Regions from separate parts of the Homo sapiens genome. Here region 1 is linked to region 2. A link is an interaction called in ENCODE POLR2A ChIA-PET data of the cell type or tissue named here. Cell type or tissue: A673. All regions are shown on one strand.

The links. ChIA-PET counts read pairs that join two places held together with the same protein. Peaks named below come from ENCODE experiments on the same cell type or tissue, not always from the same donor. Only the 100,000 strongest peaks of a DNase experiment are listed, where the experiment ranks them.
Region 1: POLR2A ChIA-PET joins it to region 2 with 16 read pairs; 3 of 35 experiments call an interaction of 5 or more read pairs at or near these places.

Annotation. Positions count from the first base shown.
Region 1 is chrX:147,927,764-147,930,263 of GRCh38, forward strand. It overlaps FMR1 (fragile X messenger ribonucleoprotein 1), which reads left to right. Exons shown (of 17, transcript NM_002024.6): 4 at 559-630; 5 at 896-1,044; 6 at 2,185-2,278; 7 at 2,365-2,481. Among named protein-coding and RNA genes, the nearest start is that of FMR1, 17 kb to the left of the region's middle. In A673, no CTCF peak of the experiment used is centred here; no DNase peak of the experiment used is centred here.
Region 2 is chrX:147,979,487-147,981,986 of GRCh38, forward strand. FMR1NB (FMR1 neighbor) reads left to right here and starts at 1,851. Exons shown (of 6, transcript NM_152578.3): 1 at 1,851-2,193. The coding sequence starts at 1,917. In A673, no CTCF peak of the experiment used is centred here; no DNase peak of the experiment used is centred here.

The DNA.
Region 1 (2,500 bases), 52 kb before region 2:
AGTTGTCATTTTTAGTGGAGAGGAAGCAGGAGACCAGAAAGTGACCAAGGATCTGTCCATTTAGTTCCAGGAGATATGACTGCCAGAGTGGTATCCTTAGTGGGCTGAATGTTCAGTGGTCTTACTTTAGTGACCAAGCAACAAGACAGTAGGGCATGGTCAGTAACTTTCAGTCAATTTTTGCTTACTAGGATAAAGCAAAAATAAGCTTATACATTTTTAGATACATTTTTTGTAACTTGCTGAGTACCCAAGGAAAGTGTGCTTGTATTTATGGGCGTCTATTTTCAGAGCACTAATTATTGCTGAATTAGAACAGAAATATAGGAAAACTGATTTTTACAAGGAGCTTCAAAGCAATCTCAGGTAGTTTCTGATTATGTATCTCTGCCTACCTCGGGGTACATAGACAGGGTTACAATTTGGTTGAGGATATATGACATGTGGTTTTTAAAGACACCTAGGGGCATTTTAAGAAAATTTCCTCGATATCTGAAAATCTGTAGATTTCAAAATTATGTTAATCATGAAATATTCTGTGTTGTAATTTTTGTGTAGGTGTATTCCAGAGCAAATGAAAAAGAGCCTTGCTGTTGGTGGTTAGCTAAAGTGAGGATGATAAAGGGTGAGGTAGGAAAATGCCTATTTAAATTTTTTTCTTATATTGTTTCCTTTTTTTAAACCCAGGTTGTACATTCCCGTGTGGATTTCTATTTTGAAGTAATATCTAATTTTGAGTAATTTAATTAAAATGTTTTCACTATGTGTTCAGTATGTTTCTGTTGGTCATAAATTTTTTCACATAGATTATTTATTTTAAAATAACTGAATAGGGAGAACTTCTTATTCTTACTTTAAAAATTGTGATTAGAAGTGACTTTTATTTATTTCTCAGTTTTATGTGATAGAATATGCAGCATGTGATGCAACTTACAATGAAATTGTCACAATTGAACGTCTAAGATCTGTTAATCCCAACAAACCTGCCACAAAAGATACTTTCCATAAGATCAAGCTGGATGTGCCAGAAGACTTACGGCAAATGTAAGTTGATACACAAGAAATGCTGAGAACTTGGAAGTGATATGCAATTAGTTTAGAAGAATTTCTAGTAGTTTAAAATTTTTTAAACTACTAGAAATTGATTTTAAATTTGGTGGACTTTGGCAAAAATGGTTTGGTTTGCAAGAGCAATGGAGAAAAAACTTATTTAACTTTTCCTACTTATAGAATCAAGGCAGCCTTGCGCTTGTTTAAACTTACTTGGCTATACACGTGTCTGATGTACATAATGTACATTTGTTTTCTAAACTAACTTTGTTCATTCTAAGATTTAAAAACTGATCAAACAAATGTGATAATTCTGTCATAAGTCACAAACTATAAACGATTTCTCCGTTTTTTTCTCTTTTACCTAAAATGTTTTCAGATAAATGTGTAATAAGTAGAGCCAAAGAAGCTTTAAAAAGTCATCTCATCTTACAATCCTTGATCTGGAATAATGCTTAAAGACTATAGAAGAGACGCATTTTTATTTTTTACAGATTTTATTAAGTGAATACAGTACGTTTGATTTGGACATGTTGTTGAACATTAAATTGCAGTTCAGAATACATAGAAATCCTCCCTTTTCTAGAGATTGTGTATGTGTGTAAATTTTTGTGCCTTCTGGTTCATGTACGTTTCCTTCTCTCCCTCAAATCGTTTAGCAGTTTCTTACCCCATTCTCCGTGATGTGCTTATTTCATATTGCATGCCTGTATCAAAACATCTCATATGCCCCATAAATATATATACCTACTATGTACCCACAAAACTAAAAATTAAAAAAAAAGGAAAAAAAAAGGCCTGCAACAAGAGAAGAAGAAAGAAATCAGATACCCTGTAGGTAGCTATCTCCAAAAGTTTTCAATAGTTGACTTAAGAAAACTACTGACTTGTATGTAACTGAAATCAGGAAACCTGTAGTGTAGAGTGGTTCCCCTGAATATGTCTCTTTTGGTAATCTAAGCTGTATTTCAGAAATGTACAGAAAAGGAGCTAAGCTTCTAAATGGATATAGCATATTTTGCATAAATCAAATTTAATATGAATCCATGATTCTTGTATGTGTAAATCTGCCTGCATTTATTTATGTCAGTAGTTGGTAATTATTCATCTTAATTTTTTTTTTTAAATTTCTAGGTGTGCCAAAGAGGCGGCACATAAGGATTTTAAAAAGGCAGTTGGTGCCTTTTCTGTAACTTATGATCCAGAAAATTATCAGCTTGTCATTTTGGTGAGCATTTTTGAGTTGTTTATTTTTAGTTTAATTCATCTGGGGCAATTGCCTTGATAATAATGTTGTTAATTTAAATCATTTAGTCCATCAATGAAGTCACCTCAAAGCGAGCACATATGCTGATTGACATGCACTTTCGGAGTCTGCGCACTAAGTTGTCTCTGATAATGAGAAATGAAGAAGCTAGTAAGCAGCTGGAGGTATGTCACTTTCCCTAGC
Region 2 (2,500 bases):
TGAAAGAAGAGTAAAATCTCAGATACTTCACAGCTCCTCACAGTTGAAAGCAGTAGTTTCAGAAGCTATTAATAAATGTTTTGTGTGATAAGAATCCTCTCATCAAATTCGTTTTGGAAAAGCTGAAGCCAAAAAAAGAATTTAAAAAAATATAGAAGGAAAGTGGGTTCTTTTCCTGTTAGACTCTTTGATAAACTAAACAGCATTATAAATGGCTCTTGGGCATGGGGCAGGGATGGGTGGAGTGTGCTACGTTTCAAGAATTATTGGAATAGGAAGCCTTGCTTCTCCCTTCCTCTGTGGGATGCTTAGGAACACTGGAAATAAGAATAGAATAAAAGTAGTAGAAACGGAAAGTACGTATAATATAATTATGAATAAGGATGGAAATGCAGTTGGGGTGGTTTTCATATCCTTTGTAAACTAGAATGTGGTAAGCTAACAGTTATGGAAGCAGTACCTACACAGTCCTTTTGCTGGTGTGCCCAAACCAAGGAAGATAATGGGATTTTGCCCAAGGGTCAGATTTTAGAGCCAAAAGGGGGTCTAGAAACAATGTCCAACCCTTCCATTTTACACATGAGGCACCAAGGCCTAGTGGGAGGAAGGCATTTACTTAGAGCCACCCAGTTCATGGGTGGTAATTTTAGCAGTAAAACGTAAATGATTTTAGTCACTTTTCAGTGTTCGTCACACATTATTTGTTCTCATGTTATCGTATTGTTTTATTTATTTGTAACTCAGTTTTAAGGTTTCATAAGGCAAATAGCATTTTGTCTAACACGTAAAGCTTCTACTAAAGTGTAACAATCTATTGAATATCTACGATATTCACTAGTCACTCTTCAAATCCAATACTGCCCAAAACGACTTTTTGCCATGATGAAAATGCTCCAGCCAGACACGGTGACTCACACCTGTAATCCCAGCACTTTGGGAGGCCGAGGTGGGCACATCACCAGAGGTCAGGGGTTCGAGACCAGCCTGGCCAACATGGTGAAACCTTATCTCTACTAAAAATACAAAAACTGGCCAGGCGTGGTGGTGTGCGCCTGTAATCCCAGCTATTCCAGAAGCTGAGGCAGGAGAATGGCGTGAACCTGGGAGGCGGAGCTTGCAGTGAGCCGAGATCGCGCCACTGCACTCCAGCCTGGGAGACAGCAAGACACCGTCTCAAAAAAAAAAAAAAAAAAAAAAAAAAGAAACAAAGAAAAAAAAAATCCATATTGCCAGTGTCCAGGATGGCAGCCATAAGCCACATGCGACTATTGAGCACTTGTTAATGTGGCTACTGTGATTGAGGAACTGTTTTCTTAATTTCATTTAATTTTAAGTAATTGAAATTTGCATTTAAATAGCCACATTTGGCTAGCAGCTGCTGTCGTGAGTGCTGTAATGACGAACTGTAGTGACCATACACTACAGTGTGCACTCTGGGAATGAGGAGGAATTAACGGCTAAGGTTGGAGTCAGAATCCGAGTTATTCCTTTTTGTTGATCTATGGCAAGCAGTCATGCCACTGGTGCAGGCCTGAAGCCCCGTTCACTTGTTCCACAAGCATTTAGCAAGCACCTATATGCCAGGCTTTGAGTGGGAGTGTGGGGGTGCACCAACCACTGGCCACGTGGTTATAAGGGTCTGGGCCTGTGGAATGAAGCAGAAGACGTCATCGTGAAGGAATCAGTTTCAGGTCTCGCGAGAGTTGGCACATGCCACGCGAGGGCCACTGCCCTATTGGCTTCTGAGTCACGGACTGCCCCGGAAGCTTCTGGGCCACGGACTGCCCCGGAAGCTTCTGGGCCACGGACTGCCCCGGAAGCTTCTGGGCCACGGACTGCCCCGGAAGCTTCTGGGCCACGGACTGCCGGACCGTTGGGCTGTGAGGCAGCGTCTCAGCGAGGCGGCACCCGGAGCCATGTCTTCACATAGGAGGAAAGCGAAGGGGAGGAATAGGAGAAGTCACCGTGCCATGCGTGTGGCTCACTTAGAGCTGGCAACTTATGAGTTGGCGGCAACTGAGTCGAATCCCGAGAGCAGCCATCCTGGATACGAGGCCGCCATGGCTGACAGGCCTCAGCCAGGATGGCGGGAATCTCTAAAGATGCGGGTCAGCAAACCCTTTGGGATGCTCATGCTCTCCATTTGGATCCTGCTGTTCGTGTGCTACTACCTGTCCTACTACCTGTGCTCCGGTGAGTGCTGGCTCAGGCCAGGCAGGGAAATGCTGGGGGAGGGGGAGGGGGAGGGAGAGGGGGGCGGGGTGTGGCAACACACCGGCACCAACCATAGGCCTTCCTGCCCCTTCCTGTCCTCTCTCCTCCCAAAGGCCTTTATGGCCCTATCCTCAGCAGTCCTTACAAAGTCCTGCCCTCTCTCGCCTGGCCGCAGGAAGTCTTTCCTGCCTAAACTCACTTATAAAAGACTTTCCCTCCCCAACTTCCCCTAACAAAAGCCTTCCCTTCCTCACTTCCCGCCACAAAATAGACTAACCTCCCTTGT